2 separate regions of the Homo sapiens genome follow, and region 1 is linked to region 2. Evidence: read pairs that join two places in POLR2A ChIA-PET (ENCODE). Cell type or tissue: A673. All regions are shown on one strand. Each heading gives the region's core, and the rest is flanking DNA. Links, peaks and the distances in the headings are about the cores only.

Region 1 (15,704 bases), core at 7,708-10,207, 240 kb after region 2:
CCTGCAAGGTACCTGCAAACAATGGGAGAGAAACTTTGCAAACGTCCTTCATGAGTTTTTTTTGGCTGGGAAATCCTACTTTCTTTGATGTGGTCTCCCTATTTTATTTAAGGAGATACATCACTCCCACTCCCCTACTCCCTCCCCAAAAGAGACTAATAAGGACTAATGGAATTTCACCTGGATATGTCTAATGAAGGATTTTTCTTTTTTCCTTATTTTTATTTATTTCAGTATTTCAACTTTTATTTCAGATACAGCAGATCCATGTAGAGGTTCGTTACATGGGTATACTGTACCCAGGTAGTGAACACAGTACCCAGTAGGTAGCTTTTCAACCCATACCCCACCCCCTCTAGCAGTCTGCAGTGTCTGTTGTTCCCATGTTTATGTCCATGTATGCTCAATGTTTAGCTCCCATTTATAAGTAAGAACTTGCAGTATCTGCTTTTCTCTTACTGAATTAATTTGCTTAGGATTATGGCGTCCGGCTCCATCCATGTTGCTGTGAAGGACATGACTTTGTTCTTTTTTATGGTTGCATAGCATTCCATGGTGTATAGTACCACATTTTCTTTATCCAGTCCACCACTGATTGGCACTAGGTTGATTCCACGTCTTTGCTATTGTGAGTAGCGCAGCAATGCACATATGAGTGGATGTGTCTTTTTGGTATAATGATCCATTTCCCTTTGGGTATACACCCAGCAGTGGATTCCTGAGTTAAATGGTTGCTCTGTTTTAAGTTATTTGAGAAATCTCCAAGCTGCTTTCCACAGTGGCTGAACTAATTTACATCCCATCAACAGTGTATAAGCATTCCCTTTTCTCTGCAGCCTCATACTGGTACAAAAACAGATATAGAGACCAATGGAACAGAATGGAAAACTCAGAAATAAAGCTGCACACTCACATACAACTGATTTTCGACAAGGCCAACAAAAACAAGCAATGGGGAAAGGAATTCCTATTCAATAAATGGTGCTCAGATAACTGGCTAGTTATATGTAGCAAAATGAAACTGGACCCTTACCTTTCACCACATATCAAAATTAACTCAAGATGGATTAAAGATTTAAATGTATACCCTCAAACTATAAAAATCCTAGAAGAAAACCTAGGAAATACCCTTCTTGACATCAGCCTTGGCAAAGAATTTTTGGTTAAGTCCCCAAGAGCAATTGCAACAAAAACAAAAATTGACAAGTGGGACCTAATTAATTAACTAATTAAACTAAAGAGCCTCTGTATAGCAAAAGAAACTATTAAAGTAAACAGACAACTTACGGAATAGGAGAAAATATTTACAAACTGCATCCAACAATGGTCTAATATCCAGAATCTACAAGGAACTTAATTCAACAAGCAAAAAACAAATAACCCCATTAAAAAACAGGCAAAAGACATGAACAGACACTTCTCAAAAGAAGGCATACAAGTGGCTAATAAACATATGAAAAAATGCTCAATATCACTAATCATCAGAGAAATGCAGATTAAAAGCACAATAAGATGCCATCTCAAACCAGTTAGAATGGCTATGATTACAACATCAAATAATAAGGTGTTTTTTTAACTGCAGGTCACAACACCTTACTAGGTCATGAGATCAATTTAATACAGTTGCAACCAGCATTTCAGGGAGAAATAAACAGAACTAAAATAGAGTGCAACAAATACAGCAAGAGTACATAATTTTTTTATGTATACATTTTTTTTCATTTATAAATGTATTATTACATAAAATGTATATTGTATCTGTGTTGTGTTAAAAAACGCTTAAAAGCCACGGGTAATAGGACTCTGTCACATATATAAAACATGATTTTGCCCCAGGGAGCATTATTAATACATTTTATCAGAGGCCTATAATATTTACCTCTGGTAAGTTTATTAAAGAAAGTGCCAGAACCCAAGTTATAAAAATTAGCTCTAATAGATATTAGATATATCATAAAACTACAATAATCAAAATAGTGTCATACTGTTAGGAATGCAGATTAGTGAATCAGAACAGAAAGTCCAAAAAGAGACCTAAATATTTATATGAAGAATTTGGTATATGCTAAAAGTAACATCCCGCTTTATCCCTAGTGGGGTAAAATATGGGTTGTTAAATGATGTTGACACAATTGGCTAATTAGCTGGGGAGGAAATTAAGTTGGAACTATACCTCACATCAGAAAAAAATTCCAAATGGATGAAAAATTTAGAGAAAAACAACAAAAGTGAAGGGAGCAAAAGGAAGTTTTTTGTGTTTGTTGGCTTTTCAATAACCTTGCAACAGAAAAAATCTTTCTAAATATGAAACCCAGGAGCCATAAAAGGAAAGTCTGACAAATTCGAATATTTTAAAGTATACATAGAGAAAAAAAATAAGCCTCAAAAATTGTAATTTAAATCACAGATGATTTTTCAAATAAAGAGCTCCTAAAATTAATATGAAAACAGTCAATAACTCAAAAAACAGACAAGACAGGAGCAGTTTGCAGAAAATAAATATAAGTGCCTCTTAAACCTATGAAAATATGCTCCACCACACTCCAAGAAAATTGTAAATTAATCCTATACTGCAATTTTATTTTTTTACTTCATATAGGCAAAGATCAAAATGTTTGATAACACACTGAATCTTCAAGGTGCGGAGAAAGAATTCTCATATTTTGCTGATCACAGTATATACTGTTAAAATTTCCATGAAGGCCAATCAAAATTAATATGTCTCCATTGTGCTAGCAATTCAATTTGTGGGAATCTATCTTATATCTATCTTGGAATATGTGAGAAATTACAAATGTGTAAGATGATTCACTGTGACACTTTTGTAATAGTGAAAGATTTGAAACAAGTTAAATACTCGTTAATAGGAGACTCAATGAATAATTAAATTATGGTCATTCCATACAGCTAGAAAGAAGAAAAAAGAGAAGGGGAAGAGGAGAGAGAGGAAGGAGAAAGAAGATAACCTATTTTTCAATCTAGAAATATAAAATGATAGCCCACTATCAACTAGATGAAGGACTGAAAAAGTTTCCCTAAAAAATTCTCAATCATCTAGAATCATGAGCTAAAGATGCATGCTCCCTAGCAGTTAGGTATCATTTCCAAGTATTAATACATTATCCTGTAAATTCCAGATAGAAAAGAATTTACTTACAAGTTTAAAGTTATTTCTTAAATCTTGACTGATCTTTGGAGAAATAGATCTAACTCAGGTAAAGATAGTTTAGAAATTAAATTTCTAGACAGAATCAGCTATATTATTTTTAATCCCACTCTTCTTCCTTTTCATATCATATTCTTACAGATTTATGGAGAATAGCTCAAAGAAAGGGCAAAAGGCAATATATTTTTAATTATAAAATCTTGCTCCCAAATTAGAAAGAAACAAATCAGGCCAAAAAATAAAAAAGGCAGTAACACAGCCTGAGTCCTGCAAACCCCAAAATGCTGTTAACTACTTTAAAAAAAGAAAAAATTCTGCTTTCATTCAAGGAGTTTGTCCATGCTTACACACCCTGGAAATCCCCTCTGCTTCACACCTAACCCAGAATCTGCTCTAAAGTGCCAACACAGTGTCTAACTTCCCTTCGTCCTTGGAAGGAAATGTGTAGAAAATTTAAGCCCCTTCACCGATCAAATCGCTTCACTTCTCTGGGCCTTACGTTCCTCAGGAATAAAGTGGGGTTATTAACACATACTTCGAAGGGCTATTGTAAGGACTCAAGAAAATTAAATGATTTGACTGTAAAAAGTCTATACTATAAAAGCCCCTGTATGTGCTTTAGGTAAATAATAATACCACAAGTTTTACCAATAGTTTGTCAACATTTATAACTCTTTGGGTTTTAACACTGGATACCAGGAAAGTAACTTTGCCTGCTTCCTGTTCCTGACTGAGAAATGGGCTCCGGTCTTCACATGGCAGTAGAGTAGATGAATCCCTGAAAGGACCCATAACCTAACTGCTTCCACATGTATAAGAAAAATATGTCTACATTTCAGTTGTTTCCAGGTATTCTGATTCAGGGGCCAAAAAGACCATTTAGCTTGTCGCCTTCAAAGGGCACTAGACTGAGGTAAGATCGATCCCTTTGTAGTATGCATGTATGCATGGTTCATAAATCATGTTTTTTGGCTGAGGATTGCCTGTAGTGCATCCTTAAGGATTACTTTATGCTTTACAATGTGCATATGTCTTCTGATCTATCCTCAAAACAAACTTGTGAGAAAACAGATGCAGACAGAAAGACCAAATTAATGACAACAAAAAAATACAGAATCTTTATTTCTAATTCCCAGTTTACTAATGACTTCATTGAGTTGAATGAGCTGTTTCCTTTCTTTATAAAGCAGAAACAATTTATCAGTCACTTGCAGAAGCCATCAAGTTTTCAATGTTCCCACAGAAATGAAGCAGAATTTACTACCATCTATACTCAATTCTATTGCTAATTTTTTAAAAAAAGAAAATAGTTTGGGCAATTTTTGTCCTCTTTTAGTGAAAAAAATCGGAAGCAGAGAAGAGAATGAAAAAGGAAAAATTTAAATTCCTGAAATTTCTAGTGCATAAATTCAACAGTAAATCTGACTAATGTTAAATATGTAGACAGTAAATCTTTGTGCACTGCAGTAGTAACAGAGTAGCCTGTGAAAGTTATCCAAGTGGAAAGCAGAAAGGAAATGGGAAGTGATTTTACTCTGAAAGAAAACCAAAAGGTGAAAGAGTCCAACAGTAAATAGGACAGGCAGGAATACTCAGGTAGAAATCTTGGGGATATCCCAGGAACATTCATCAGCTCAAATGACGTGTCTTGTACATCTCATCAGTGGTTTTCCCTCCGCTGTCTAACTTATACAAATATCTGAGTAACTCAAGAGCAACGTACAACTGGAAGATGAGTCATTCCACCAGTAATCAACGAGATTAAGGGAAATTCTATTTTCCTGTGAACTTTGGCACAGTTTGAATCTGTTTCATTATTCCTGCTAGGAATCACTACGAATCCAGGTTTGCACACCTTTTCTTCTGCCATTATCAAGCAAATAATAGTAAGCTAAGTGTTAGGTAATTTCCCATCCTCAGAAAACATACACCAGTCTCATAAGGAGGCAGAATTACCAGTATGGTTAAACAGCAAGTGTTACTGAGTCCAAAGATGTGGGTCTGAATCCTGACTTCATCACTTAACCTGTGTGGTTTCAGCAAGTTACCGAACTTTTCTGAGCCTCAGTTTCCTCATTTGTCAAGGAGAGAAAATACTCATTCCCTCAAAGTTATTGTAAAGATTAACTGAAATGGTAGCTATGACATAATAAATGTAAGCACTGGATTATTTAATGTATAAATAACTGTATTTATTACACACCTACTGGATGCCAAGCATTGTGGAAAATAGGAAAAAGGGTGTCCTGTCCCTCAGAGTTTCTAATCTGGTTGAAATAACAATAGATACTGATATGAAAAACTAAACAACACTAAAAAAAGAACACATAGTATAGGATCAATAGCCAGATGTGTGCCAGGGTTAATAAATGCTACAAGTTCAAAGGAAGAAAAGATAAATGCAGACTACAGGGGTCAAAAAAGGTTGTGTGACAGAAAAGGGACTGAGATAGTCACGAAGGAAAAACAGGATTTGGAGGTAGAAGTATATTTTAGATGAGGGGAAAAAGAAGAGGAAGAAAACACAAAGCAGTCTAGAGCCACTAATTAGCTGGCACTGGCTGACGCACGTGTCTGTAGAGGAGAGTGGCAAGCAATGAGGCCTGAAAAGTAGGCTGCGACCAAACTGGAGGAATTACTTGCAGGGCAGGAATGGGAAACTGCTGAAGGTTTTGAGGCAGGGGAGTAATAGGATTACATCAGTGTTTTGAAAAGAATGACCTGGAGTGCGAGATCCACTGCTGATTAGGAGAGGAGCGTCAACAGCAGCACCGTGGTTCTTCTGTGGATTTCTTCTGTTGGAATCTGGACGACTGGAATGATGGAAATGTGTGGGATTTGCCAATCTCCCAAATCAAGTATCCAGAGAATCAGTGAAGAGAACGTTTGAATTCACACTTACGGTGGTGGGAAATCCAGGAAAGACAACATTAATCAACTCATGATTCCTCATAGATTTGCATTCTCCAGAATATCCAAGTCTTTCTCATAGAATTATTACTAAAAAGACTGTACAGGAGGAACAATCCAAAGTTTTAATCAAGGAAGGTAGTGTTAAGTTGCTGCTCACAATAGTTGATACCAAATAGGATTTGGAGATGCAGTAGATAATAGTAATTGCTGGCAGCTCGTCATCAACTACATTGATAGTAAATCTGTGGACTACCTAAATGCAGAATCACAAGTGAACAGATTTCAGATGCCTGATAACAGGGTGCCGGGTTTATACTTCACTGCTCCTTCAGGACATGGAATTAAACCAGATAATAACTTTAAAACAGATAATGAAAGAAATCTAAGAACTTAAAATATATAAATTTCCAGAAACAGGTGAAGAAGACAACAAGCTTGTTAAAAAGAAGAAGGACCATTTACCTCTTGCTTAGGTAGGTAGTAATACTATATCATTGAACTTAATGGCAAAAGGGTTAGGGGAAGGCAGTATCCTTGGGGTGTTGGTAAAGTTGAAAATGGTGAACATTGTTTTTACAATTCTAAGAAATATGTTGATAACACATATGCACGATTTGAAAGATGTTACTAAATGCCCACTATGAAAGGAGAAAACTGGCAGTTGTGACTTATAATGGAGTTGATAACAAATAAGGGCTTACTAAGAGCCTTCTGGCACAAATGGAAGAAGAAAGAAGGGAGCATGTAGCTAAAATGAAGAAGACGGAGCTGGAAATGGAGCAGGTGTTTGAAATGAAGGTAAAAAAAAAAAGTTCAAAAACTGAAGGACTCTGAAGTTGAGCTCCAATGGCAGTGCCATGAGCAAATGAAAAAGAAGCATAACACAAAGAATTAGAGAAGAAACAACATCAGTTTGAGGATGAGGATGCAAACTGGGAAGCTCAACAACATATTTCAGAACAAAACTCTTTGAGAACCTTCAAAAAGAAAAAGAATAAAGAGATCTTTTAAACTATTGATCAATAGTTACGTATTATTAATAGTTACGAATATCCCAACTTGGACATCAGTGTTTGTTGGATCCATTTGACCAATTTGCACCAGTTTTATCCATAGTGATAGATTTAACAGCATGACAAAAATTATTTTGTTGTTGTTCTTAATGGAGATTAAGATGCCTTGAATTGTTTAGGGTGTTGTGTACTTATTAATAGAAAGTAACAGGCCAGGCACCGTGGCTCACACTGTAATCCCAGCACTTTGGGAGGCCAAGGCAGGCAGATCACTTGAGGTCAGGAGTTCGAGACCAGCCTGGCCAACATGCTGAAACCCTCTCTCTACTAAAAATACAAAAATTAGCTGGGTGTGGCAGCGGGTGCCTGGGTTTTAAACACAAGTTTAGCTTCACTGATCACATAGTTTACAGGAACAATGAATGCTGTGGTTTGGATCTGATCATCCAGCTCTGCTAATCTGGTACTTAATAATCAGTTCTTGTTTACTAATAGTCATCTGACGTTTCTCTGATTGTAAGTGGAGAAGCCTTGTACCATCAACACAATGGTGAATGACTTGGGAAGAAACCACATCCAAAAATATCCACAGGTCTGGCCCATGTTTAGGATAGGCTCCTAAGTATATTTTGAAAAAAATGAACGTCCGGGCGCGGTGGCTCACGCCTGTAATCCCAGCACTTTGAGAGGCCGAGGCGGGAGGATCACGAGGTCAGGAGATTGAGACTATCCTGGCTAACATAGTGAAACCCCATCTCTACTAAAAATAAAAAAAATTAGCTGGGCGTGGTGGCGGGCGCCTGTAGTCCCAGCTATTTGGTAGGCTGAGGCAGGAGAATGGCGTGAACCCAGGAGACGGAGCTTGCAGTGAGCCGAGATGGAGCCACTGCACTCCCGCCTGGGCGACAGAGCAAGATTCCGTCTCAAAAAAAAAAAAAAGAAAAGAAAAAAGAAAAAAATGAACTACCATTATTAGGGCAAGAAATATTGACAACGACTACAAAAAAAGGTATTAATTTATGATAGGAACTTTCACCTAAGTCTAATGATTCCTAAGCATCTACTCTGCGAATAAGTTCTTTTCATTTCCCACTGACATTGTATCTGGGGACACTGTACCTTGATATGGCCTTATCATATTTTCTTGAAAAACACCCTCTGCCTATTTTTCTCATTTTGGAGAATTTTACAGGTTAAATAATCAAGATAAGCATTTATACTGCATGAATCTGCAAAGGAACTACAGTATTTTTATTGATATGACAGAATGCACTTTTGCCATTAGTGGTTTTTCAGTCAGCTTGCAAAGAATCACACTGTTAAAGCAGTGATCAGCCTAGAGAGAAGCCTGCTTTTGAGACAACCTGAGTTATCTGCTAATTCAAAACATCTGAACAAAAATATTCCTGGCACAAATGCAGTGAACTCATTACAAAAACAAAAACAAAAACAAAAATAAAACACCTATGTTTAAATTAGCCCTGTAGGTAGCTCAATCCATATGCATTCCACCCTTCCAATTTTAAGTCTCTGAAAGAAAAGCCAGCACTCTTTTAAACACAGGAAATCACATTTTACTTCTCTGCAGCTGCTTCATAACCAAGGAAAATGCAAAAGCAAAGAGGAAATGTGCCGGAGATCTTATTAACAAAGAGTGGAAATCCCCACACTCCACATCTCCCAGTTAGCACTGTTGGGGACATAGGCTCTCAGGTTCATATTTCCCTTTGTGAAATGCCTAACCACACCAGAATTAATCTGCAGTTGCCACCTATGATAAAAGCAGGGGTTGTGCACACTGGAGTATTCCACATTGCCTCTTCAGCTATAGCTTTTACCACACAATGGATTAACTTGTACAGGATTTTTTCAAACTCCTCCCCTAACCCAGAAAAAAAATGTTAATAACCTCTTTGCAAAGCAAAAACAATGCAGTACAGTAGGAAACCTTTATAGAATTGACTCTGAATCTAAATTAGTTGTTCTACTCTATTAAGAAATTTTATCTTGTGCGTTTCAAAAATGGAAAAAGAAACGTGCAAATGACATGACAATTTTCAGCATTTAAAAAGTATAATTTGCTTTAAGAAGGGGACTTTCATTCTCTATAGTGGTATTTCTGAACTGTTTATATCCTTTCTAATGAATATATACTATTTATATTATAATGAATATATAATATGTTTACTTGAGGAAATCTTTACTATAGGAAGATTAGGAAGATGTTGCTTCTGCATGAAAATCACTAAGAAAGCACTGTTTTATAATCTCCCTTTTCATAACTTCTATCCTGAAAGCATATGTGTATTTGTCAGCTTTTTTTTTTTTTTTTTTTTTTAAATAGACACCAGGTCTCGCTATGTTGCCCAGGCTTGTCTTAAACTCCTGGGCTCAAGCAATCCTCCCACCTCAGCTTCCCGAAGTGCTGGGATTACAGTTGTGAGCCACCACAGCTGGCCCTTTGTTAGCTTATAAAAAAAGATTTTCAAGATGAAAATCTTAAACATATATAAAAGTAGACAGAATAGTATAATAAATCCCCATGAACCCATAAACTAGCTTTATCATCTCATGACCAATCTTGTTTCATATATAACTCCATCTATTCCATCCCCTATTTCCCAGTTATTTTTGAAGCATATCTCAGACATCACATCATTTAATCCATAAATATTTCAGTGTTTAGCTCTGAATCTAAAGAGTTTGGGTCAGGCATGGTGGCTCACGCCTGTAATCCCAGCACTTTGGGAGGCCAAAATGGGAAATCACTTGAGCCCACGAGTTCGAGACCAGCCTGGGCAACATGGTGAAACCCCCTCTCTACAAAAAGTACAAAACTTAGCTGATGTGGTGGCAGGCACCTGTAGTCCTAGCTACTCAGGAGGCTGAGGTGGGATGATCACCTGAGCCCGGGAGGTTGAGGCTGTGGTGAGCTGTGATTGTGCCACTGCACTCCAGCCTGGGTAACAGATTGAGACCCTGCCTCAAAAAAAAAAGAGTTTTAACTCACTAGCATTATTAACCCTAAATAAAAATCAACAAAAATGTCTTAATAACTCCAATAACTGGTGTTCAGATTCCTCTGATTGTTCAAATCAGGAACTAAGGGCCCAATATGATCCATACACTGCAAATGGTTGCTTTATCTCAAATTGCTTTTATCTATAGATCATTGCTCCATCTCTTTTTTTTTTTTTTGGCAATTCATTTATTGGAAGAAACTGGGTTGTCTTGCAGTTTCCCACAGATGGTATTTGGTAATTGTACCCTTGAGGTGTAATTTAACATATTCCTCTGCCCCCTGTATTTCCAGTAAATTAGTAGTGAGCTCTAGATGCTTGATCAGATTCATGCATCTAGATTCAGGTTTGATATTTTCACATACCAAATCCTTAACTCTCCTATTTACTATTTCTTAAAATCTTGAAGAACCACGAGCCAAATTTCAACCTATAGCTAAAAAGTAGTGCTGGTTAATAAGGAGGTGTCATGTGCTCTGCTCAAGACATAACAACTTGGAATTTCTCCCTTTAGATATTAAGGAAAGGAGAAAGGTAGACTAAAGAGCTTCACATCATCAAAACCTCAACAACGATTTGATGCTGCCTTCCTTCCCTCCCAAACTGACACTGTGCTACATACAGACTCTGCACTTTTAATTCACCTAAATCACAACTTCCTGTTCTACTGTGCACTGTCTTTGGGGCTCCACTCTCATCTCTGTTCCCACTAGGAAAAGCTGACCTTATCTAACTTTTCTTAACACATAACTATGTGTTATGTGTTAGTTAGAAAGCCTTAACATTGCAGAGCTGGAGTGGGCTTTGGAGATCATCTGGTCCAACTGTCTCTGTTTAAAGACCAGGAAAAAGAACGAAAGTGCTGAAGTAACTTTTCCAAGGTTATTATAAAGATATATGTTAAGTTAGTTAATATTTATAAAGTACTCATAACAGTGACTAGCTTATAATAACCCTTATATAAACATTTGCTTTTTAAAAAGCAAGTTAAAATTAGTTAAGAAACAGAATTAGTACTTGAGTGAGGACCTCTTAAATTTCTCTAAGAACACAAATAATACTCCCTTCTACTTTGCAGTTTGGGGGAATAATGCACTCTACATATACCAAAATGTTCCAGATAACTGAGGCATGTTCCTTTAAACAACCAATTTTATTTCGTTTTAATCTTTTAAAGTCAAGATAATCCAAGATGGAAACTGTTGTCAGAAATATAGTATACAGTTTCCTTCATCAAATGAAGAACACTGAACACTATCTTATTAAACTTCTCAGTGACCCTTTCATTATGAACACAGGGAAGCTTAATGAATAGAACTCATATTTGGGAATCAGACAGATGTGCATTCAAATCTTAATTCTGTTACTTACAAACCTTGCTTGGCAAGTCACTTAACCTCTCTGAGGTTTAGCAAAAAAGGGGAGGCTGCCTTCCTTGTAGGATTGTCACAAAAATTAGAGATCCCTCTCTCCCCACGGTCTCCCTCTCCCTCTCTTTCCACCGTCTCCCTCTGATGCGGAGCTGAAGCTGGACTGTACTGCTGCCATCTCGGCTCACTGCAACCTCCCTGCCTGATTCTCCTGCCTTAGCCTCCCAAGTGCCTACAATTGCAGGCGCGCACCGCCACGCCTGACTGGTTTTTGTATTTTTTTGGTGGAGACGGGGTTTCGCTGTGTTGGCCGGGCTGGTCTCCAACTCCTAACCGCGAGTGATCCGCCAGCCTCGGCCTCCCGAGGTGCCGGGATTGAGACGGAGTCTCGCTCACTCAGTGCTCAATGTTGCCCAGGCTGGAGTGCAGTGGCGTGATCTCGGCTAGCTACAACCTCCACCTCCCAGCCGCCTGCCTTGGCCTCCCAAAGTGCCGAGATTACAGCCTCTGCCCGGCCGCCACCCCGTCTGGGAAGTGAGGAGCGTCTCTGCCTGGCCGCCCATCGTCTGGGATGCGAGGAGCCCCTCTGCCCGGCTGCCCAGTCTGGGAAGTGAGGAGCGCCTCTTCCCAGCCGCCATCCCGTCTAGGAAATGAGGATAGTCTCTGTCCGGCCGCCCACCGTCTGAGATGTGGGGAGCGCCTCTGCTCCGCCTCCCCGTCTGGGATGTGAGGAGCGCCTCTGCCCGGCCGCCACCCCGTCTGGGAGGTGAGGAGCGTCTCTGCCCGGCCGACCCGTCTGAGAAGTGAGGAGCCCCTCCGCCCGGCAGCCGCCCCGTCTGGGAAGTGAGGAGCGTCTCCGCCAGGCAGCCGCCCTGTCTGGGAGGGAGGCGGAGGTGGGGGGGTCAGCCCCCGCCCGGCCAGCCGCCCCGTCCGGGAGGGAGGTGGGGGGCGCCTCCACCCGGCCGCTGCCCCATCCGGGAGGTGGGAGGCACCTCTGCCTGGCCGCCCCTTCTGGGAAGTGAGGAGCCCCTCTGCCCGGCCACCATCCCGTCTGGGAGGTGTACCCAACAGCTCATTGAGAACGGGCCATGATGATGATGGCGGTTTTGTGGAATAGAAAAGGGGGAAAGGTGGGGAAAAGATAGAGAAATCAGATTGTTGCTGTGTCTGTGTAGAAAGAAGCAGACATGGGAGACTTCATTTTGTTCTGTACTAAGAAAAATTCTTCTGCCTTGGGATGCTGTTGATCTATGACCTTATCCCCAACCCTGTGCTCTCTGAAACATGTGCTGTGTCCACTCAGGGTTGAATGGATTAAGGGCGGTGCAAGATGTGCTTTGTTAAACAGATGCTTGAAGGCAGCATGCTCGTTGAGAGTCATCACCACTCCCTAATCTCAAGTACCCAGGGACACAGACACTGCGGAGGGCCGCAGGGTCCTCTGCCTAGGAAAACCGGAGACCTTTGTTCACTTGTTTATCTGCTGACCTTCCCTCCACTATTGTCCTATGACCCTGCCAAATCCCCCTCTGCGAGAAACACCCAAGAATGATCAATAAAAAAAAAAAAAAAAAGATGGATTAACAAAAAAAAAAGAAGAAAAAAAATTAGAGATAACTGATACAAAGATCCTAGCACAAAGATCTTAGCCTGACACTAAGAATTCAGTAAATGGTAACTATTATTCATTTATTCAACAAATTGAGCATCTTTATGTAAAGCACTATTCTGAGTTATGAGGATACAACAGTGTTCTAAACAGGCATTTAAAAATCCCTACCCTTGTGGTGCTTTCACTCTATACAGAGAAAAGATATATAGTAAAAGCTCTGTGTGTGTGTGTGTGTGTGTGTGTGTGTGTGTGTGTGTATGTGTGTGTGTAGCATGTCAGATAAGTGCTATGGAGAAAAATAAAGCAGAGATGGAAAATAGGGAGTGCTGGCAGATTAGAATGGGGATATGAAGGAAAGAGGGGAATCAAGGATGATTCTGACCTTTTTGACCTGAATAGCTAGAAGGAAAAAGTTGTATTTACTGAGATAGGGAAGACTATACATGTGTATAAAGATCGGGAGTTTGGTTCAGTGGTGATCAGAGGCCTTATTCTCAACATCTCAGCTGCTGCTCTTTCACACTGGTAGTTTTCTCTTCCTTCAGAAGTAAGCTGTCTGTCTTCAGCACCAGTATTACTGTTTCTAATCTAGTATCTTATTTACATTATTCTATTCTCTAAGAAGACCAAATGAAAAAGCAATAAAATCGATACATTTAAGCAATAGCTATAGAAAAACTAAATCAAAAATCCTAGGCAGAATCTTTTAAGAAAAATAACACTAAAAGTGTATCACTCTGGGACGTACCTCACTTCCAAATACTGTTTCTAAAAATTCACTTAGTAGATGATTATAAAGAACTCACAACACTTTTCCCATAAATAAAAATTAATTTAAAAATGGCTTGGTTTCCAAGCCAAATGATGCAATGGGTTATAGTATAACAGTAATAATGCCAACCTGAATCTGAGAGAGAAAAGATCACTCGCTGTAAGAAAGATAAGACTCTCTTGCCCTTAGCACAAGAAAAGTCAAGTATCTCCTTTGCACACTCCCACCTTGTTTCAACCTCCTAAAGGTGACTTTATCCCTCTGTCTCTAGCACACTACTCCACACAAAACTTTCCATTTGAGCACCCCCCTCAGATCAGCCCCTCAAAACGTTCTCTATGAAAAATCACCAACCCAACTCTAAAACAGCAGCAGCCAAACACCCATAGCCACACATAATTTTCATTTCCTTGTAAAGCCAAACTCAGCTAGGCTTTAGGAGGAAAGTACACTGCTTCAAGCTAAATCTCATAAAAAAGCCTGGATCCCAGCTGGTAGAATTTCAGTCAAGTGTTACATAAAAGAAAAAGAATGAAGAAATAAGGAAAACATTTGACATTGGGAAGGCCACTGCTAGGAGTGACCTGCTTGTCCTTTTAACTTTTTAACCTTCCTAAAATTCTGAATTCATTGATTTTTCTAGAAGCTTTACATTTTTGGCCAGAATTCTTGCACCGACATACCTGAATGGTAATTGTTTTAGGGCACCAGAAACCGTGCTGCTGTAAGACAGTAAACTTAATCAATAAATGTTGTGTGACTTCTGATTGCTCCACCAACAGCCATTTCCCCATCTTTCTCCCTCTGTTCAGGCCTCCCTATTACCTGAGACACAACAATACTGAAATTAGGCCAATTAATAATTCTACGATGGCCTCTAGGTGTTCAAGTGAAAGGAAGAGTCTCCGGTCTTACACTTTAAATCAAAAGCTTGAAATCACTGAGCTTAGTGAGGAAGGCATGTCAAAAGCTAAGACAGGGCTGGGCATGGTGGCTCACGCCTGTAATCCCAACATTTTGGGAGGCCGAGGCAGGCGGATCACTTGAGGCCAGAAGTTCCAGACCAGCCTGGGAAACATGGCGACACCCCATCTCTACTAAAAATTAGCCGGTGTGGTGACACATGCCTGTAATCCCCAGCTACTCGGGAGGCTGAGGCATGAGGATTGCTCAACTGAACCTGGGAGGCAGAGGTTGCAGTGAACTGAGATTATGCCGCTGCACTCCAGCCTGGGTGATAGAGTGAGACTCTGTCTCCCCGCCTTAAAAAACAAAACAAAACAAAACAAAAAAGCTAAGATAGGCCAAAAGCTAGGTACCAAACTTTGCAAATGCAAAGTTCTCGAAAGAAATCAGAAGTGCTACTTCAGTGAACAAATAAATGATAAGAAAGCAAAATAGCCTTATTGCTGATATGAAGAAAGTTTTGGTGGTCTGGATGAAACATCAAACCAGCCACAACATTCTCTTAAGCCAAAGCAAGACCTGAATGCTTCAATTCCACAAAGGCTGACAGAGGTGATGAAGCCGTAGAAGAAAAGTTGGAGGCCAGCAGAATTTGGCTCAAGAGGTTTAAGAAAATAAGCAATCCCCATAACATAAAAATGCAAGGTGCCAGTCATGGTTGCTCACACCTGTAATCACAGTACTTTGGGAGGCTGAAGCAAGAGGATCACTTGAGGTCAGGCGTTCGAGACCAGTCTGGGCAACATAGCAAGATCCTATCTCTACAAAAAATTTAAAAATGATCCAGGTATGGTGGTATGCCTGTAGTCCTAGCTACTTGGGAGGCCTAGATGGGAGGATTACTTGAGCACAGGAGTTCGAGGCCCCAGTGG
Region 2 (15,704 bases), core at 1,464-3,963:
TATATCCACACTGCACACTGCCTGGCCCAAAACGTCTTATTGTGGTAGGATCAGCCCTCATTTTGTTGCTTTTGTGAACTTTTTGTAGGGGACGAGAAAGATCATTGAAATTCTGAGAAAACTTCTTTTAAACCTCACCTTTGTGGGGTTTTTGGAGAAGGTTATCAAAAATTTCATGGAAGGACCACATTTTATATTTATTGTGCTTCGAGTGACTGACCCCAGTGGTATCCTGTGACATGTAACAGCCAGGAGTGTTAAGCGTTCAGTGATGTGGGGTGAAAAGTTACTACCTGTCAAGGTTTGTGTTACCCTCCTGTAAATGGTGTACATAATGTATTGTTGGTAATTATTTTGGTACTTTTATGATGTATATTTATTAAACAGATTTTTACAAATGAGTTATCCTGATCATTTTCTTCAGGCTGCCGTGGGCCTCCGGTTCTGAAGTTCCATCCTCCGGCAGAGGTGGAGGTGGAGCAGTGTGAGGGAGGAGGTAACTCCCAGCAGCTTCTCACACCTGACACCCAGCCTCCAGCAAAGCTTTGCAGGCACCCTGGGCCCAGTGTGTGGGAGGGAGGCTGTTGCAAGGTTATAGGAAATTACCAATCTCAGGCTTGGGGTGGAAGCATGCTGTTTGGCCTGTGGTTGGAGACCTCTCCGTTGTCATTCTGTCATCCCGTTGATTTAAACTTCCTGGACCCTAATTGCCAGTTGAGGAAATTATTTTGGCCAAGAAGAATATGCTGAATTCATATAGAGCTGGGAAAGATCTCACTAATACAGGAAGTTCCTAAGGACATAGGCTCAGAAATGGGACTGCACTGACATTTGTTAGCAGATGCTCACCTCTGAGCCTCAGTTTTCTCATTTATTAGCTGGGCTGTTGTGAAAATTACATAAGACAATCCACGTAAAATGCATAGCAGAGCGGCAGGCACGTAGTGCTAAAGAAAAACAAGCTGTTACGCAACGTTCTTTATGTCATACCAGGAGAAACAAGTCCAGAGAGAATGTCCTGTCTAGGGTCACCTTGCAGGAGAAATAGGTGGTTAACATATTTCATACGTGCTCGTTTTGGGGTAAACATCTTTTAAGAGCATTCCATCTCTTAAATCTATGTGTTATTGGCTGTAGTAGAAAAGTAATAAAGGCTTGAAGGGTCTTATCAGTTCAGTCTACTGATTGTACTGGACGATTCTACAGGAGCAAATGTCACAAGAAACCAGTAATGTGAAACTTGGCTTAGATGCTCTATCTTGAGGTTTTCATCCCTAAAATGGCTCTCTTGCCTAGGTAGAGAGAAGAATAAAGATGGGTATACTGAAAGCCCAGACTTTACCGCTATACAATATAAAAAATCTGCATTTGTACTCTGTAAACATTTTTATTAAATTTTTGGGGGATAGGGTCTCACTCTGTTGCCCAGGCTGGGGTGCAATTGTGCAATCACAGCTCACTGCAGCCCCAAACTCCTGGGCTCAAGCGATCCTCCCAACTCAGCCTCCTGAGTAGCTGGGACTACAAGCATGCACCACCATGCCTGACTAATTTTATTTGTAGAGACAGGGTTTCTCTATGTTGCCCAGGCTGGTCTGGAACTCCTGGGCTCAAGAGATCCACCCACTATGGCCTCCCAAAGCACTGGGATTACAGGTCTGAGCCACCACACCCAGCCAAAACATTTCTGAGGAAAAAGTAAAGTTATTGCATTCTAGAAAATGCAGAGTAGTGTATAAATGCAATTCATGTCTTTGACTTATACCTAAGAAAAAATTATTACATTATCCCTTTCCTGATCCACAAACGATGTCAAAGTCAAAAGAATATGGTCACCTTGGACCAAAAAGGAGCCAGTATTTAGTGGTCTTCCACATATAAGGAGTGTTACTACAGACTGGTTAAAGCCAATTCTGCCCCAATTCTTTCTCTTTCTTTTTTTTTTTTTTTTTTTTTTTTTGAGATGGAGTCTTGCTCTGTCGCCCAGGCTGGAGTACAGTGGCATGATCTCAGCTCACTGCAACCTCCACCTCCCGGGTTCTAGCGATTCTCTGTGCCTCAGCCTCCCGAGTAGCTGGGATTACAGGTGCCTGCCACCACGCCTGGCTAATTTTTATATTTTTAGTAGAGACAGGGTTTCACCATGTTGCCCAGGCTGGTCTTGAACTCCTGACCTCAGGTGATCTGCCCACCTCAGCCTCCCAAAGTGCTGGAATTTCAGGCGTGAGTCACCGCGCCCAGCTCTGCTCCATTTCTGTAGCCTTAGTCCATCCGGAACCCAGCACTGGCGGTCCCTCTACCAGTCTTATTCTCTGTCAAAGTGCCCGGGTTCTTCCCTGAAATTCCTTGTCCATCCCCAAGCACCTCAACACAGGTGTTAAATGACCTACCACAGGAATTAGGTCAGTTAGGTTCAGCTCTCAGCTAAGTGGGAGAGGTAAGATGGGAGTGGGGTGATATCCCCACCCTCATTCTCAAAAGAACAAAGGTTGGAAACTTGGCTCCCCAATTTTGGAACGATGCCCTTAGTACTTTCTACTCAGTCAAATGTGACTCTTCTTCCCTCTGTAAAGGGGTTAAATTTGTGCCAATTCACCCATACGCTGTCTCTAGTTCTGTGCTAGGTTGTAGAAACAGGACAAAGCTGTGCGCCACCCCCTCATCCCCAGCCTCCTTAGAGCCCAGCTCTTGCATAGGGGCGTCACCCTCCATGGTCAAGCAAGGGTGGGCCCCTTCTCACCCACTTGGGCCCAGTCTCCCACCTTTCTAGGCTTCAGCTTTTCTTCTTTCTAGGTCCTAAACCTTGGAAAAGGTTCTGTCATCTGCATAAATCTCGAGGTAGCTGGGCCCAGTTAAGCACTGAAGGCTGCCCCGGTTCCTTACTCTCTAGCTCTTCTCCCCATTTCTCATCCCCCCCCCCACCTTTTTTTTGTGTGTGTGTGATAGGGTCTCACTCTCTTGCCCAGGCTGGAGTGCAGTGGCATGATCTCGGCTCACTGTAACCTCCGCCTCCTGGGTTCAAGCAATTCTCCTGCCTCAGCCTCCCGAGTAGCTGGGACTACAGGTGCACACCACTACACCCGGCTAATTTTTATATTTTTAGTGGAGATGGGGTTTCGCCGTGTTGGCCAGGCTGGTCTCGAACTCCTGACCTCAAGTGATCCACCTGCCTTGGCCTCCCACAGTCCTGGGATTACAGGTGTGACCCACCACACCCAGCCCTCCCTGCTTTTCTTTTCTTTTTGTTTTAAATTTATTATCTTTCTGTCCTGCCTGTTGGTTGGGTGACTGGAGCCTGGAGTTCCCTAAAGGAAAATTTTAGAAGGGAAACATTCTAATCTGTAGAAAATCTTCAAATTCCTAAGCAAACAAGAGCAAAAGATCTCAAAGTAAACAGGCCAGCAGACGGAGAGTCTTCTTTAATGCACTTTGATTTCCTCCAAGAAGTTACAGATTGTGTGGGGACAGGTAGGACTAAGAGTGCCTAGAGAAAGGGGAAGTGATATGAGGGGGAAATAATATATCACATCAGCAACTTCCTTGAATTCAGTTCCTTGATTCCTTCTGCCTGCCTTATCCATCAGGATACATTTCCTGTAGCGGCCACGTGTACCAAGTCCTTCCAGAAAGTAAGGATTTTTCTTTAAAGAGGGAACAAACTAGTCTGAGCAATCTGAAGACCTTCCCCTGGGGCCTGGAAATTCAGAAGGCTGGGAGCTTGGGTGGATTTGCATGGAAAGTTCAGTTGCTACTGGAAGTGATTAAGTGGTGACAGAATTGAGTCTGTCAGATGGGTCTTCCTTCCCCAAGACTTCCCACCCCCGTACCCACCCACTCCCCCACCCCCAGCTTTCTGCCAGATTTTCATTAACTTGCCTTAAGTGTAGCTGAAATTTCATTTGGCAAGAAAAGTCTGAGTTGTGGAACTCCAGTCTGAAACATGCCCAAGAAACATTCCCCAACCTCTGGTGCCTGGACAAGAATATCCTAGGCTGTTTCCCCATTGAAAGAGAGCATTACAGAAACTGAAACTGGACCTCACCTGTGTTTCCCTCCTAGAGAAGTACGACTCTCCAACCCATTCCTTCATTTGCATCAAAAAGAACTATTCTCCAGGCCTCCTGCCAAGGGCAGGAATAAGAGGAATAAGTCATGGCCTCTGCCCCTAAGAGCTCCTTGCTTAGGTGGAGAGGGAGACAGACAACTGCATGGAAAGGCGTGATGAGATGAAAGCCCATAGCACGGGAGCTGAGCCCAGGCACCAGCGCGGAGTGCAGGTGGGAGAGACGGGACCCGAGCTCATATTCCAGTTAGCTATTTACCTGCCAGTACTATATTATCTTATCCCATGCCCCAAGTGACTGTGGCAGGCACCCTTTTCACAGGGGGCAGGAAGTATGACCCAGCATCAGCCAATCTGAGTCATTGACAAGTAGGACTGGACTCTGAACACTGACATGAAAATAGGGCCAAGGCCCACAAACCGGCCAGCAATCCAGGTAAGTGTGACCAGGTGCGGGGGCTCATGCCTATAATCCCAGCACTTTGAGAAGCTGAGGCAGGAGGATCATTTGAGCCCAGGAGGTCAAGACCAGCCTGGGAAATATAGGGAGAGCCCATCTCTACAAAAAAAAATACATTAAGGCCAGGCACGGTGGCTCACACCTGTAATCCCAGCACTTTGGGAGGCTGAGACAGGCGGATCACCAGAGGTCAGGAGTTTGAGATCAGCCTGGCCAACATGGTGAAACCCCATCTCTACTAAAAATACAAAAAGTAGCCAGGCCTGGTGGTACGTGCCTGTAATCCCAGCTACTTGGGAGACTGAGGCAGGAGAATCACTTGAATCCAGAAGGCAGAGGTTGCAGTGAGTGGAGATCGTGCCATTGCACTCCAGCCTGGGCAACAAGAGTGAAACTCTGTCTCAAAAAACAAAAAAGAAAGAAAGAAAGAAAGTCAGCCTGGGTCACACAGCCAGTAAATGGCAGAGCCAGGCTCTAGGTATATATTCCTAACCTGGGGATAAAGCAGCTTCCAGGCCAGGCACACTGGCTCACTCCTGTTATCCGAGCACTTTGGAAGTCTGAGGTGTGCAGACTGCTTGAGCCCAGGAGTTCGAGACCAGCCTGGACAACACAGTGAAACCCCATCTCTGCAAAAATACAAAAAATTAGCTGGGAGTGGTGGTGCGCACCTGCAGTCCCAGCTTTCATGCACGTCCGTGTGAAGAGACCACCAAACAGGCTTTGTGTGAGCAAAATGGCTGTTTATTTCACCTGGGTGCAGGCGGGCTGAGTCCGAAAAGAGAGTCAGCGAAGGGAGATAGGGGTGGGGCCGTTTTATAGGATTTGGGAAGGTAATGGAAAATTACAGTCAAAGGGGGTTGTTCTCTGGTGGGCAGGGGTGGATCTCACAAAGTACATTCTCAAGGGTGGGGAGAATTACAAAGAACCTTCTTAAGGGTGGGGGAGACTACAAAGTACCTTCTTAAGGGTGGGGGAGATTACAAAGTACATTGATCAGTTAGGGTGGGGCAGGAACAAATCACAATGGTGGAATGTCATCAGTTGAGGCTGTTTTTACTTCTTTTGTGGATCTTCAGTTACTTCAGGCCATCTGGATGTATACGTGCAAGTCACAGGGGATGCGACGGCCTGGCCTGGGCTCAGAGGCCTGACACCAGCTACTCAGGAGGCTGAGGCGGTAAGATTGCTTGAGCCCAGGAGGTGGAGGTTGCAGTGAGCCAAGATGGTGCCAGCCCGGGCAACAGAGCAAAGCCCAGTCAGGGAAAAAAAAAAAAAAAAAAAAGCAGCAGCTACCAAGCACACACAGGAATTAACAAAAGTGTTTTCAGGTCATCAATCGTCAATATGTTCCTTATGTATCTGTTGCTATACTACCAAAACTGGGCAAATATTACAAAGGATGGTTTGAATTTCTGATGTTTTATGTTAATGGAAATACTGTCTCATGGAAACTATATAATAATGCAGAAAATGCAAGTTCTGAGACCTCAGGAGACCCCAGTAAACTGAACAATCCTGTGGGACTCAGACAGGTATCCTACTTCATCTTCTCTGAAATCTTTTTTTTTTTTTTTGAGACAGAGTCTCACTCTGTCGCCCAGCCTGGAGTGCAGCGGAGCGATCTCGGCTCACTGCAAACTCCGCCTCCTGGGTTCACGCCCTTCTCCTGCCTCAGCCTCCGGAATTGCTGGGACTACAGGTGCCCACCACCACACCAGGCTAATTTTTTGTATTTTTAGTAGACACCAGGTTTCGCCGTGTTAGCCAGGATGGTTTCGATCTCCTAACCTCGTGATCCGCCCGCCTCGGCCTCCCAAAGTACTGGGATTACAGACTTGAGCCACCGCGCCCGGCTGAAATCTTTACTATTGTTTCATAAGGTGCTAAATTAAGGAAGTGAGGCGCGTCTACTTCCAGGAGTTTCCAGTTGTGTGGTCTGGGTTTGGTTCTCACCGAGGCTCAGGTCTACCCAAAGTCACCACATTAAACATTTTGGTCAGACTTTTAAAAACTTAACAGTATTTTAATATTCATCTCTGGGGATGCCCCAAACAAACAAGCAAATGCAACTTTTTTTTTTTTTTTTTTTTTTTTTTTTGAGACGGAGTCTTGCTCTGTCGCCCAGGCTAGAGTGCGGTGGCGCTATCTCTGCTCACTGCAAGTTCCATCTCCCGGGTTCACGCCATTCCGAGTAGCTGGGACTACAGGTGCCCGCCACCACACCCGGCTAATTTTTTTTTGTATTTTTAGGAGAGGTGGGGTGTCACCATATTCGCCAGGATGGTCTCGATCTCCTGACCTTGTGATCTGCCTGCCTCGGCCTCCCAAAGTGCTGGGATTACAGGCGTGAGCTACCGCGCCCAGCCGCAAATGCAACTTTTTAAGGATCAATGAATGAACTTCTTTCAGGTGAAGTGTTTTAATACCAACTTAGTTTCAAGTTGATTTTTAACATTCTCCTTCGCAGGCCTTCCCACCTCCGTCATTGAGAGGCAATTTCCCAAGGCAGGACCTTGCCACGTGGCCCACTGTATGTTTCCTAGCTACTGGACAGCTGGCTCTATAGACTCTTCCGTGTACATAAATTCAGTCATTCTTTTCTCAAAACACAGAGTAAACCTCTGGTTTGAAAGAGAGACTCAAGCCTTGGACACACAAATATCCTGCAATCTACAAGTCAAACGGGAGTGGAAGCTTTCATTTCTTAGAGGCTAGAACCGGGAATAACAGTACCCCCAGCAGACTGACCATGAAGGGTTCTGTCTGTGTGTGCACAACTTCCCAGGCCTGAAATGTGTGCAGCAAGGATGTCCTCAAGGGGCTCTTGTGCACGTTGCCCTCTACCCATGGTCCCCACAGCGGGACCAGCTCCACACACAGGGAAGAATGGAAAGGACACCCAGAGCCAACCTGGCCCTGGGACCTCCCCTCCTGGCTTTCACGGCTCCTCAGATTGGGTCAGTCACACCGAAAGGACTTTCTGGAAGGAGCGCACCAGAATTTCTGTTCTGGGAAGATGGTGGAAGGCAGAGCTGAGTTCATTGCTTATGGAGGGGAGAGAATAGCCCCTGCACAGAGCCTCCATCGCGGCTGCCAGGGGAAGTGGAGAGGCTAGGATCTCACTGAGAATTTCAAGATTGGTTTAAGGAGGGCCTTTCAATGCAGGGGCTTGCTTGGGATTGGGGGAGATAATGATACAGTAGTTTCAGGTTGGTGGCAACAGCTAGGCGAGGGGTTTGAAATGTCTTAGGTGTGAAATGTCTGTTGATGCTTCTATTAAATAAAGCTCGCCTATTGAAGAGTTGATGGGCCTCTTGGGAAATTCCTGTAATAAACAATGAAGTTATTTGCCTGGGCAAGAGACTCTTGGAATAGTAAAGTTATTGTACCAAAGACAGTGGGAGAAAAAAAGTCATGTTAATGCAGACAATAAACTTGGAGGTGGAAGGGGATAGTTTCTGCCTCAATCTGACTAGTCATTAGGCCTAAAGACCTGAGGGCTAGGACACATGTCAAGTATCTTTCAACACATTTAAAAAGTTAAAAATTCAGGAAATGGACCCACGACAATGTTGGAGGTCTGCTAAGCAGGACAGGGAGCATGGAGGAGGGGTGCATTAAAAAACAAGCCTCGGGCCAGTCTGGGTGGCTCACGCCTGTAATCCCAGTGCTTTGGGAGGGCGAGGCAGGCGGATCACAAGGTCAGGAGATCGAAACCATCCTGGCTAACACGGTGAAACCCCGTCTCTACTTAAAAAAAGACAACAAATTAGCTGGGCTTGGTGGCGGGCGCCTGTAATCCCCGCCACTTGGGAGGCTGAGGCAGGAGAATCGCTTGAACCCAGGAGGCGGAGGTTGCGGTGAGCTGAGATCCACCACTGCACTCCAGCCTGGGCGACAGAGCGAGACTCGGTCTCAAAAAACAAACAAACAAAAAAACAAGCCTTACCTGTTTTAGAATCTCACCTATCACTGACGAGCCTTAGCTCCAATCCCATCACACTATAATTCACACTGCAGAGGACCCAGCTAATCCAGCTATGGGTGAATAATAATGGTAGTAGGTGTCATTTATGAAACAATGACTATATGCCAGGCATATGTGATCATCACAGGGGGACATTATTGAGGAAACCAAGGTTCAAAGAGGCTTGGTAACTTGTCTGAGGTGATGAAACCAAGAAAAGTGGCCATTCTGGGACTCAAACCTGCTCCCTTTGGCTCCAAAGCTCTTTGTTCCCAGACTGGTCAGGGTGAGCCTCCTCATTTTACTGAAGATGTTCAAGGCTTCTCAACAGCTGCCATTTTCCAGTGCAGCTGGTGTTAATCTTACATGGCCCTGGCCACCAAATAAACTTATTTTACTCTGAGAAGTCATTTGCTACTGTTTCTATTGTGTAAAATTTTTCTCATAGGAAACATTGAAAAGATACCTCATAGGAGTGTGTGAAAAGTAAGTGACAGATGCTGTAAGTCCATAGGAAATGGCATGAGCACAGCTGTCTTAGACTGTTCAGGCTGCTACAGCCGAATTCCATAGACTGGGTTGCTTATGAACAATAGAAATTTATTTCTCCGGCTGGGCGTGGTGGCTCACCCCTGTAATCCCAGCACTTTGGGAGGCCAGGGTGGGCAGATCACGAGGTCAGGAGTTCAAGACCAGCCTGGCCAACATGGTGAAACCCTGTCTCTACTAAAGATACAAAAAATTAGCCGGGCATGGTGGCACGAGCCTATAATCCCAGCTATTTGGGAGGCTGAAGCAGGAGAAGTGCTTGAACCTGGGAGGCGGAGGTTGCAGTGATCCGAGATCGCACCATTGCACTCCAGCCTGGGTGACAGGGCAAGACTCTGTCTCAAAAAGAAAAAAAAAAAAAGAAAGAAAGAAATTTATTTTGCCACAGTTTTGGAGGCTGCAAAGTCCAAGATCAAGATGCTAGCAGATTCTGTGTCTGGTGAGGGCCAGCTTTTCTATTTGAAGATGAGGCCTTCTTGCTGTGTCTGCACGTGGTGGAAAGGGCCAGCTAGCTTGCTGGGGCTTCTTCTATAAGGGAACTAATCCCATTCAGGAGGGCTCCATCCTTATGACCTAATCACTTCCCAAGGCCCCACCTGACACCATCACCTTGGGGATTCAGATTTCAACATATGGATTTTGAAGGGACACTAACATTCAGTTCATTGTAATAGCCTTAGGTGCCATCTTGACACCCAAGACTTGGCTGCTGGCAAAGAGGCTCCAGGTAGCTCTGGTCCCAGCTCAGGATACTATCCCAGGAGGGTTTTTTTTTCTTTTTTTCATTTTGGAGATAGGGTCTCACTCTGTCACCTAGGCTAGAGTGCAGTGGCACAATCATGGCTCACTGCAGCCTCAGCCTCCTGGGCTTAAATGATCCTCCCACCTCAGCCTTCCGAGTGTGTGGGATCCCAGGTGCATGTCACCAAGCCCAGCTAATTTTTTTTTTTTTTGAGAAAGAGTCTTACTCTGTTGCCCAGGCTGGAGTGCAGTGGCGCAATCTTGGCTCACTGCAACCTCCACCTCCCAGGTTCAAGTGATTCTCCTGCCTCAGCCTCCCGAGTAGCTGGGATTACAGGCATGTGCCACTATGTGCACCTAATTTTTGTATTTTTAGTAGAGATGGGGTTTCACCATGTTGGCCAGGTTGGTCTCGAACTCCTGACCTCAAGTGATCCTCCTGCCTTGGCCTCCCAATGTGCTGGGATTACAAGTGTGAGCCACCACACCCAGCCCTGGGATGGTTTTTGACAGCAGAAACCTACCAGCAAAGGAGAAAAAACTCTGCCTCCTCAGAGGCTGCAGGGAAGCCACGGCTGAGGTAATTGTGTGATTAAGTTTTGAGCCCATTTCCAGCTGACCCACTGGGGTGGAGATGGGTATAGAATGAAGACGCCTGCGAGGCCTGTCTGAGGGGAGACCTGGGAAGGCCAGGTCCTGGGAAGGCCAACAACCAGGAACACCCTGGGTGGCTCTCATGACAGAGACAGCCTTCAGAGCAATCGATCATTCTCCATTGGAGGTTCAGACCAACCTGGCTCCCACTGGAGGCCCTACTCTCTACACCATGTAACCCTGGGCTAGTGGCTTAACCTCTCTGAGACTCAATTCCTCATCTCTAAAGCAGGGTGACCGCAGCTGCCTTGCAGAGTGGCTGTGAGGCTTAGCTATGACTCATGATGTCTGTAAAGCTCTGGCAAAGTGCCAGACACATAGTAGGCACTCAGTAGGTGACAGCTTCAATTAGGATGATTAATTATCACTAATGTGAAGAGCATCTGACAGCCCTCCCTGTAGGCACGTTGTTCCCTGCAAGCCAAAACTTCCTGTTCCCCTACTCATAGGGTGGCCAGGACCTGAGGAACCAGATCCTCTAAGGACAAACTGGAACATCTAGTCTTCCTCTTGACCCTCCCTGACTTTGTCCCTTGCCAGTGGGGAGCCCCCTTCACCAGGCCCTTCCCAGCCTCCAACACCTGCTCAGCGCAGCCCTGACCCACGGGAGCTGCCTTGAGGCTGGGGGGCATGACCCACCAGGTGGAGGCATGAAACGGAGGGCTGTCATGGGCCCACCCCAGGTGCAAGCCTGGAAGGCCCTGGACCTCTGGGAGTCCTCTCAAGTCATGGAAGGTGAGAGAAGCCTCTGCTCCTGTGGTCAGCAGTGGGCCAGGTGGCAGATCGCTGACGGTAATGGGGATGCAACTCAGTAGGGAAGCCCGACCTGGTTAGAGAGAGATGAACACCCCCTCCTGGGGCCTTGCCTGGAGCCCTCTGTGAGGGGGTCAGCAAATCAGGCAGAACCTTGGGCCCTCAGCCCTCCCCATCCTGCCTCTGTAATGCAGAAAGTGGGCTTTATTATAAATGCTTTCCTTTTCTTCTACCACTGGTGGGAAAGGCGGGGAAGGAGAGAGCCTTGCTCTAGTGGCAGCACTAGCTGGGAGAGAATGAGGGAGGGAGGAAGGCTGCATCCCCGCAAACGCCCCTCCTTGTGCTTTGCTCTTCAGCAGAAGGGGAAAGCTCGACACCGTTAGAATAGTGCAATCCTGGCTGGGCCTGGGGCTCACGCCTGTAATCCCAGCACTTTGGGAGGCCAAGGCAGGTGGATCACCTGAGGTCAGGAGTTTGAGACCAGCCTGGCCAACACAGTGAAACCCCATCTCTACCAAAAATACAAAAATTAGCCTGGCATGGTGGCACGCACCTGTAGTCCCAGCTACTTGGGAGGCTGAGGCAGGAGAATGATTTGAACGGAGGAGGTGGAAATTACAGTGAGCTGAGATCATGCCACTGCACTCCAGCTGGGGGGACTGAGCGAGACTCCTTTTCAAAAAATAAATAAATAGATAAATAAATAAATAAAAGAATAGTGCAATCCTACCAATAAACACACAACCATGCCAACATGTTCTCCCCACCAAGATTCTTGGTTATAAGCCAAAGAAACTAATGCTGGATACTTTGGACAGAAAGGAGATTTGTGGGCCAGGCATGGTGGCTCACGCCTGTAATCCCATGACTTTGGGAGGCCGAGGTGGGTGGATCACTTAAGGTGAGGAGTTCGAGACCATCCTGGCCAACATGACAAAACCCCATCTCTACTAAAAATACAAAAAACTATCCGGTGTGGTGGCGGGCACCTGTAACCCCAGTTACTCAGGAGGGAGGCTGAGGCAGGAGAATCACTTGAACCCAGGAAGTGGAGGTTGCAGTGAGCCGAGATTGTGCGTGAGATTCCGTCTCGACAACAACAACAACAATAACAACAACAAAAAGAGATTTGTGAAGAGGATTTGGGGAAGCCTTAAGATTCTCCGGGTGACCTGGAGAGCAAGAGAGATCCGCTGAGCTCACTCCTGCAGCCGACCTCCCGCAACCCCTCATGCTGTGCCCAGAATGCATACAGGTTTTCCCATTGTTAGCCTCTGATTCAAGGTCTGGGCAGCCTCCGTCAGATGCCACACAAGGGAGGCTGGGAAAGTGATTGTCTTGCATTTGTGCTTCAAGACAGTGCATCCCCTAAACATAGGAAATGGGTTCAGGTGACAAATGTCCCAAGATGTCAACAGCGGTTTTTGCTGGGTGGTTGTCTTCTATGGTGTTTTAAAAAAAGTATTATTTAGAAGTTCAAATATACACAAATGTAGACACAATATTAAAATAGATATCATCTCTAGCTTCGTTATCAGCTCACGGGCAATTGTGATATTGTGAAATATATATTTGGGCCTTCTCTCACCAGGCATCCTCGTGGAAGTGACATCGTGTTGGCCTGCGTGGCCATCCCTGACACACCGCCGTGATGCCCAGGGAAGACAGGGCGACCTGGAAGTCTAACTACTTCCTTAAGATCATCCAGCTTTTGGATAATTATCTGAAATGTTTCATCATGGGAGCAGACACTGTGGGCTCCAAGCAGACACAGTAGATCCACCTGTCCCTCCAAGGGAAGGCCGTGGTGCCAATGGGCAGGAACCCCATGATGCGCAAGGCCACCCAAGGACAACTGGAAAACAGCCCAGCTCTGGAGAAACTGTTGCCTCCTCTGCAGGGGAATGTGGGCTTTGCGTTCACCAAGGAGGACCTCACTGAGGTCAGGGATCTGCTGCTGGCCAATAAGGTGCCAGCTGCCACCCGTGCTGGTGCCATTGGCCCATGTGAAGTCACTGTACCAGCCCAGAACACTGGTCTGGGACCCGAGAAGATTTCTTTTTTCCAGGCTTTAGGCATTACCACTAAAATCTCCAGGGGCACCACTGAAATCCTGAGTGATGTGCAGCTGATCAAGACTGGAGACAGAGTGGGAGCCAGCGAAGCCACACTGCTGAACACGCCGAACATCTCTCCCTTCTCCTTTGGGCTGGTCATCCAGCAGGTGTTCAACAATGGTAGTATCTACAACCCTGAAGTGCTTGACATCACAGAAGAAACTCTGTATTCTGGCTTCCTGGAGGGTGTCCGCAATGTTGCCAGTGTGTCTGCAAACTGGCTACCCACCTGTTGCATCAGTACCCCCTTCTATCATCAGTGGGTACAAAGGATGCCTGGCTCTATCTGTGGAGACTGATTACACCTTCCCGCCTGCTGAAAAGATCAAGACCTTCTTGGCTGATCCATCTGCCTTTGTGGCTGCTGCCCCTGTGGCCACTACCGCCACGGCTGCTCCTGCTGCTGCGGCAGCCCCAACTAAGTTTGAAAACGAGGAGTCGGAGGAGTTGGATGAGGATATGGGATTTGGTCTCTTTGACTAACCACCAAAAAGCAACCAACTCAGCCAGCTTTATTTGCAAAATAAGCAAATAAAGGCTTACATTTTTTTAAAAAAAAGTATGCATATATTTGGTCTTCATCCAGTTTCCTGGCATACAACTCCTAAAATCCTAGAATCTCTAAAGTGACATGCCATTTTCTGTATACGAATGAGTTGACTGTTGGCTGGCCACTCCCAGCAGCTTGCTGGTCACTGGAAAGACCAGGGAAGGATCAGAGGGTTGGGACTTTCAGTCCCACCCCTGCCTAACCTCCAGGGAAGGGAGAGGGGCTGAAGGTCAAGTTGATCACCAATGGCCACGGTTTAATCAATCAGGCCTACGTAATGACGCTTCCATACAAGCCAAAAAGATGGGGTTCAGGGAGCCTCCAAGCAGCTGAACACATGGAGGTTTCTGGAGGGTGATGTGCCCGGGGAGGGCATGGAATCTGCGTGCCCCATTCCACATGCCTGGCCCTGTGCATCTCTTTATCTGCATCCTTTGTAATATCCCTTATCATAAACCGATAATATAAGTAAAGTGTTTATCCGAGTTCTGTGAGCCACTCTAGCAAATTAATTGAACTCAAGGAGAGGGTCTTGGGAACCCAGATTTAAAGCTGTCAGTCAGAATCACAAGCAAAACAACCTGGGGCTCGCGATTAGCGTCTGAAGTCTTGTGGGACTAAGCCTCCAATCCGCGGGATCTGAGGCTGTTTCCTAGGTAGACAGTGTCAGAATTGAGCTGAATTCTGCTGCTTGCTTGGTATATGGGGAGATACCCCCACACATCTGGTCACTGAAGTATCTGTGTTGTTTAGTAAGAAAATAGGGGGAGCACTTTGGTTTGTTTTTTTCCTGTATCCTCAGAGCAATTTTATTTCATTTATACTTTTATCCATCTCCCTCTCCCCATTTCAAAGTAATACAGGAGTTAAGAAATTACTTAGGCAGATAGTGAGGGTAGGGAAGTCCTCGGCAAATTTTCCTTTTAATGAAAAGCAGCCCCAACTTATTTTCCTTTCTAACAAAGAGCAGCCTATAAAATCTAGCTGCAGGGACATAGATGCCAGCAATTGTGCCAATCATGTTCAAGATGGCGGCTCCATCTTCTTTTCTCTTTATCCGCCAGGCGTACAGTAAGGAGCAGACAACATGGCGCTGGTCAACGGGAGAGTTCATTTACATAATAAGATTAGGGCAGGGCGTCCAGCATTCCCGGTGCTATGTAAATCTCATACTTGATTGAACCAATCTGTGAGCCCTATGTAAATCAGACACCGTCTCCTCAAACCTGCCTTTAAAATGTGGCACATCTGCTGCCCGCTGGTCTTTTCCACTGGGAGACCTTTCTCTCTCGTAGAGTACTGTTTCTCTTTCTCTTCTCTTCTGCTTATTAAACCTCCACTCCTAAACTCCTCGTGTGTGTCCGTGCCCTAAATTTTCCTGGCACAAGACAAAGAACCCCAGGGTATGTCTTAGACAACACAGCTGCTTCAAAAGTAAGCAGCAGTCGTCATATCATGTAAAGTCATCCCTATTTTAGTACTTATCCCTAAAACAGGAGGACTATGCTTTAAAAATATAACCTTTACCCCTTTCCTCACTTTCCCTCCCCCCACCTTCTTTAAAAAACAAAAATAAAACTATAACTTAATACTACAATCACACTTTAAAAAACTAACAATAGGCCAGTCACCTTGGCTCCTGCCTGTAATCTCAGAACTTTGGGAGGCCAAGGTGGGAGGATTGCTTGAGCCCAGGAGTTTGAGACCAGCCTGGATAACATAGTGAGACCTCGTCTCTACGAAAACTAAACAAAATTAGCTGAGTGTCGTGGCACATGCCTTTAGTCCCAGAGGCTGAGGTGAGAGCATCCCTTGAGCCCAGGAGGTCAAGGCTGCAGTGAGCTGAG

The links. Peaks named below come from ENCODE experiments on the same cell type or tissue, not always from the same donor. Only the 100,000 strongest peaks of a DNase experiment are listed, where the experiment ranks them.
Region 1: POLR2A ChIA-PET joins it to region 2 with 10 read pairs; 22 of 35 experiments call an interaction of 5 or more read pairs at or near these places.

Annotation. Positions count from the first base shown.
Region 1 is chr14:35,149,287-35,164,990 of GRCh38, reverse strand. All of the region lies in intron 4 of PRORP (protein only RNase P catalytic subunit), which reads right to left. All of the region lies in intron 4 of PRORP-PSMA6 (PRORP-PSMA6 readthrough), which reads right to left. It also overlaps the pseudogene SEPTIN7P1. Among named protein-coding and RNA genes, the nearest start is that of PRORP, 35 kb to the right of the region's middle. RefSeq lists enhancers at 4,754-5,048, 11,605-12,106. In A673, for the core only: no CTCF peak of the experiment used is centred there; a DNase peak (open chromatin) is centred at 8,760; H3K27ac peaks cover 2,407 bases.
Region 2 is chr14:35,386,207-35,401,910 of GRCh38, reverse strand. NFKBIA (NFKB inhibitor alpha) reads left to right here. Exons shown (of 6, transcript NM_020529.3): 6 at 1-398. It also overlaps the pseudogene RPLP0P3. Among named protein-coding and RNA genes, the nearest start is that of NFKBIA, 11 kb to the left of the region's middle. RefSeq lists a silencer at 10,614-10,908. In A673, for the core only: no CTCF peak of the experiment used is centred there; no DNase peak of the experiment used is centred there.